Regions from separate parts of the Homo sapiens genome. Here region 1 is linked to region 2. The links are chromatin loops, found by intact Hi-C in ENCODE. Cell type or tissue: mammary epithelial cell. All regions are shown on one strand. Links, peaks and the distances in the headings refer to the core of each region. The heading gives the core; the rest is flanking DNA.

The links. A loop is a pair of places that touch in the nucleus more often than their neighbours do. Peaks named below come from ENCODE experiments on the same cell type or tissue, not always from the same donor. Only the 100,000 strongest peaks of a DNase experiment are listed, where the experiment ranks them.
Region 1: it touches region 2 in a loop (16-fold over the local background); 22 of 110 quality-filtered maps call a loop at or near these places.

What each region holds. Positions count from the first base shown.
Region 1 is chr21:40,840,732-40,843,645 of GRCh38, forward strand. All of the region lies in intron 1 of DSCAM (DS cell adhesion molecule), which reads right to left. Among named protein-coding and RNA genes, the nearest start is that of DSCAM, 5.0 kb to the right of the region's middle. In mammary epithelial cell, for the core only: a CTCF peak has its summit at 1,413 (motif pointing right); no DNase peak of the experiment used is centred there; H3K4me3 peaks cover 1,319 bases; H3K27ac peaks cover 1,444 bases.
Region 2 is chr21:40,465,896-40,468,809 of GRCh38, forward strand. All of the region lies in intron 3 of DSCAM (DS cell adhesion molecule), which reads right to left. Among named protein-coding and RNA genes, the nearest start is that of DSCAM-AS1, 84 kb to the left of the region's middle. In mammary epithelial cell, for the core only: a CTCF peak has its summit at 1,185 (motif pointing right); no DNase peak of the experiment used is centred there.

The sequences.
Region 1 (2,914 bases), core at 120-2,619, 370 kb after region 2:
GGTAGAGCAAAAGAGTCCAGTGGTTTAGTCAGAATGCAAGATAGGGACCAGGAGAGCAAGTCCAGGAAAGCAAACTAAGAGGGGGAGCCAATCAGCTAGAGGCAGAAGAGAGAGGTGGACGGGAGGGAGGAAGGTGGACAGGAGTTAAGGAGGGGAGAAAGGCTCTGCCTATCACTTTTTCCTTTCACTCCGTAAGGAACATCATCTATTTCCACTACTCCATACCATGTGCTCTGCTCTGTGCTAAGGACACGCTCAGGCTTCGCACGCATTTCAGACTATGGAGGCTCCTGTCTAGCTAGTGAGAGAGGCAGTCACTAGCCAAATCAGCATCACCTAAATGCAGGCGTAACGATTACCACAGACTCCATCAAGGAAACAGCCAAGATTTTTAGAAAAAGGATAATATGGAGGGAACTGATTTTCAGGAGCAGATTTGTGAAACCCAACCCTTCTGAACGTCCTGGTCAGAAGCTGTCTGACCTCTGAACCAAAATCCTGTCCCTGCTTCCCTCCTGCCACCTTGACAGACCTTGCGTCACCTGCAGAAAACATCCGTGTGCTCCACCCTTTGAATTCAGAACGACATAGTGGATACTCCGTGGGGCTGCTGGAATCTTCCATTCCCACTGCCTTATCTTAACCCATAGATTCGGCAAGGGAAATGCAACTTTGAATTTTCTGGCATTTTCACAACATTGAAGAAAAGAACATAAATATAGTTGGGGGGAGGGGCGCGGAGAGATAAGATGAGCATTTTTGTGCCCAGGTCTTTGGAACTTGAAGAGTTAACCCCCCAGTCCAGGGGAACAGGTGTTTTCCAGTGGGCCTGGGGGAGAGGGAAGGGGGCTCCCGGTCCCGGAGCCTTGCCTGCGGAGATTGATGGACTGCGGAGGAGCGGGCACGTCAGCATCACCCCTGTCACCATCAGCAGGAGAAGCGGCGGCTCCTGGAATGACATTGGAAGGTCAGCCAATCAGGCGCGGAGCTGCTCCCGGAGCTGCCACCTCCGAGGCGCGCGCCACGCCGGGGTTCCCTCGCGGCTTTGGAAAGGGGGTGCAAATGCACCCTTCTGCGGGCCCGCTACCCGCTGCAACACCTGTGTTTCCTTTCTGGGCACCTTCTAGGTTTCTAGATATTGCTGTGAATACGGTCCTCCGCTGTACAGTTGAAAACAAAGGCTGCTGGACCTCGCCTGACCTGCGGTTGCCTTTGCCCGGTTCCTGTTAGACGAACTCTACGACGCCGGAGTTTGGGCGCAGTGAACTTGAGAGATCGTGGGGGAGGCGTCTTCAGAAGAAAGCCCCTGACCATCTGCATGGAGCAGTCCTCCCTCGGTGGCGGCTGGGTTTGCTGGCTCTGCTGAAGGCTGGCTGCAAGAGTCTTGTGAGGTTTGCCGCCCACTAGTGTCCTATGGCGGGGACACAATCGGCCTGCAGGTAGCACCACCTCCCTATCTCCCAGGCTGAGGGTGCGGGCACCAAGGCCCAGCGTGCACTTCAGCGCAGCAGCCAAGAAAATGCCCACACGCGCTTGTTTGTGTGGGCACACCCCTGGGTGCCTGCCCTGCTCTGGAGAGGTGGGCCACGCATGGAAACCGAGGAAATCGAAGTGCTCATTTCCGAAATACTATTGAATGCACTGCCTAATGCAAAATACATTCTTTTTCACTACCTATTAATTATTTATGAGCCACATTCATAATCTTACCCGTAGAATTCAGCTAATTTTACGAAACCTGGATGCCACATTTTGTAAATGCATCCACTTGATAAACCCATCCTTTTATTTTGCAAACATAAATTTCCAATCTACAGTGTTCACAGGTCTTTCTTTATAAAATGACCTCTCTCTCTCCCTCTCTCAATCAAGTTTTAATACGCATTGAATTGAGTCTCTTGTCGAAATACTCCGTGCACCTTACTCCAGACACATCTAACATAAAATACCTTGCCAGCTACCCGGAGGTCCAGGAATTGGGGATTAGAATTGGCAAATATTTTAGTCAAAATTAGTTCCCCTACCAGAATGCTGTATTGCGCTGGTTCTGCCCCCCGTGACTCACTGATCCCCCGAGGCAGCAAACCGTGGTCACACCAAAATGACAAAGGAGAGAGTCAAAAAGTGGAGAACGATCCACTGGCATTTATTGAAGGTCTGCGTGGCATTTTGTTTTCCTACAGAGGGCATCTTGGAGGGGCATGCAGCTTAAGTTAAAAGGCCTCGGAATTTAGGTGAACCCTGAGATTATGGATAGCTTTTTAATCTGTTTAATAAAGATGGGGGAGAAAGGGAAGTGGAGGCAGCCCTGAAATTGTTCACCTGATAACATTTCTTCCTTACATACATTTATGTGAATTAAATAAAAATCACCTTTGAAGTCCTTAAGGTGCATTTGTATTTACAAAGGTCTGCTTCTAATTAAATAAAATAGCAAGCGTGTGCTCTGTAATTTCCTATCAAGTGAATGGATGAAGCTCAAAGGTGCTGCATACTCATCTTCTCTTTAATGAGCACCTTCTTACTCCCAGCACCCCACCGTCTCTAATCTCCATGACCCTCAGGCCCCATGAAAGCGGATGCAGTAGAACTGAAAATCCCACAGCTCAGGAAAAGATGATGTCAGGAATGCATGCATGTGTGTGTGTGTGTGTGTGTGTGTGTGTGTGTGTGTGTGTAAAAACAGAGATGCCAGGATACTAGCAAAACTATATTACATATAATAAATCTAATTCTTCATCATTCTGTTTGTCTGAAGGCCTGGCTCTTCTTTTAGCAATAATTTTAAACTAGAATGTGCTCTGGGGTTAAAACCAGGAGAAATGGTAATGAAACACAATGCAGTAGGAAGCTTTGCTGAGAAGACACCGAGGGACGTGTGTGGGTGAGTGTCTGCACATACGTGTACCTTGGC
Region 2 (2,914 bases), core at 149-2,648:
ATTTTCAGCAAGGTTGTCAAATCTGCAGATCTGTTTGTTTTTGAAGGCATAGAAATAAGAGTAGCATATCCTTGCTGTTTTGGGTGACGGAATCATGCCTGCAAAAATCTCAAAAAGACTGTGAAACATGCAGATGTGGTCACAAGGAGTGCAATAAAAATGGAACTGTTGTTCAGAAAGAAACGCCAGCATCCCACAGACATATGTGTGGTCCCATCTGTGATTCTAAATTCATTGCTTATGAACAACTAAGGAGTTGCTGGAGATCAGAAGCCATCTCTGCTTTTATCCCTTCAGAAGTAAGGCGGCATGCAGCTGGATACATCTACCCCTCCTAGAACTTGAGACAAATGACATTCACTCCTGTCTAGACCCAAGACCTCTCATGCCAATATCACTTTTCATTCCTGAAACTCTGATTTAAAGAGACAGGCTCTGAGGCCATCAACAGTTCCTACCTGATGGTTGATTGTTGATCCACGTAGCCCCAGGGTTACAGCACTGGAAGAGACCATGTACTTTAGACCCAAGCTTGAGAGCCTGAGTCCCCTCCATGGCAATTCTAACAAGTGTGTTTCCATCTCCCTGCTTGAGTACTCACAGTGATGGGCAACTCACTGCTTATCAAGGCAGTCCATTTTTAAAAATAGTTTTTAATAATAATTTATTTCTTAAATGGACTTGAAACTGTTTGTTTGTTTTGTTTTGTTTTTTCAGCTTCCGTTTCTCCCTGCACTGTCCAGGTAAGGAATGTGATCCTATGACAAAGAATCCCTTCTGACCTCTGAAGACAGCTAACACACCTCTTTTCTTTTTTCCTCCAATTTAAATGCCTTCACTTCATTGAGGGTAACATGTTATAAATTTCTATGGGACCACCTCAAAGGGCTTTTGCATTGCTGAGAGTGGACAAGGTTCCAATGATACTGTGGCTTCTCCCGGACAAATACATGCATTTGATTTTTGCCAGTTTCCAAAAACACTTACAAGAACTGAGTTGAACCTGGCTATCACTTTTCAAATTTACATTGTTTTCCTAATGCAATTACATTTTTTTCTTGTTTATTTCACTTTGTTCATCTGTTGATTATTTTTAAATGCCTATACTTTCAAGAAGTTTAAAATAACTAGATCTTGAGAACCTAGAACATAAGCCAAAGATGTATGTCTGTAGCTAAAGATATTTTGGCCACCAGAGGGCTCCCAGATTTTGATCATTATTACTCTACCTGTATTTAAACAATCAAGACAATTAAGTGGACTTATAGAAACAACAAATTTAAATATAAGCTGTTTCTGACACAAAGATAGGTCACAAATTTTTAGAAACAATTTTATTTGCCTTTGCCTCTTAATTCCAGCACATTAACTTCTTAAACACTGTGCATATACACAATGATTTAATCCCCACAATCTTCTTAAACACACACACGCACACAAAGATTTAATCTACAAAATAATTAGTCTTGATCTCTGTAAACACATTTAAATGTTTTATGACTTACTTGTCTATATCTGCAGAAGTTTTCAAATGACTATTTTGTGTGGAAAGAATAAGTGTTCTGTTTTCAGGAATATGTAGCTTTCTAAAAGTACGTATTTAGAAGTATGAATGATGGCATAAAATTGACTTGTATATAAAATTGATTAAAAAATAACGCTTAATGTCAGGAAGTGTAAGAGAAGAATCAACACTTTTATACATACTTTCCAGAAATGAAACTTAATAATTTGATATGTCTTTGAGGGTAATTTGTTAAAATATGGAATATTGTAAAATGTACACGAATTTATAGTAAGCAGTAACTTATCTAAGAATTGATTAAAAAATACACAAATATTGGGATTTTATAAGCAATTTTAAAAATAGTAAAAGTAAAGGAATAAGGACTAAAATGTCATCAATTATGTGAGGGGAAAATAAATCGTGGGACCCCAAAATCACTAAGCCCAAGGGAAAAGTCAAGCTGGGAACTATATCAGGCAAGCTTGCCTCCCATTTTATTCCAAAATAAGATAGCTACAAAGATTAACCAAAAAAAAAAAAAAAAAAAAACTACATAGCTCCCTCACAATTTGCCCACTAGGAAATTCCTTGCGGGCCCCAAGATCTTTACCCTAAAATAGTTCTGTTGCATTTCACCCTGACGAGATAAATTGATAGCTTATCTTCACAGGTGCGGGACGAAGGACAGAACTCAGTCATTCCTCTGCCCATCTGAGACAAATGCACATCTGATTTGCTTCCTCTGCCCTATGTTTATTTTATCTTATGTAAAAATAAAGATTCACTGAAATTTAAAATTCTCTTTCTCTTTCCCCAATATCTGCCCTTTCTCCTTTAAATCCCCAAACCCTCAAAATCATCTTTGGAGGAAGGCACAGACCTGTGTCCTGGGTGCACCTCCTCAATCGATTGAGACCTGTCTGAGATACTTTTTGGTTTGTAATAAGAAACTAGTTAATTTCATAGCAGAGACAGAGAGAGGAGGAAGAGAAGGAGCGAGAAGAGAAAGGAAGAGAAATACACTATTTCAGAGACTTATAATATTTCAGGGTTACTATGAAATGTCCATGAACTCAAGCTCAACAATCTGAAGTCAGGGAGTAAATGGAAAAACAGCAAATATTGCACACAGGATTGGGGAGGGGGAGGCCTCAAAGGTTTTGGGGTTTGGAGTGGGGCAAGGGCTGAACAAGGAGGGGTTTCCTGAAATTCTGCGTCCTCGTGCCCCGCCTGCACATTCAGCTGCACATTATGCTGCTTCCAGAAGCATCTCGATAGCCTAAGGGGTTTATTCTCTGGCTAAACTGAAACAGATTATTGGGTATTTAAGATGGAAGTGTAGATATTTTCTGAAAGTTAGTATAAAGAAAAGAACCAAAAGTCGAAAATTTCTGAACTGTCAAAAAG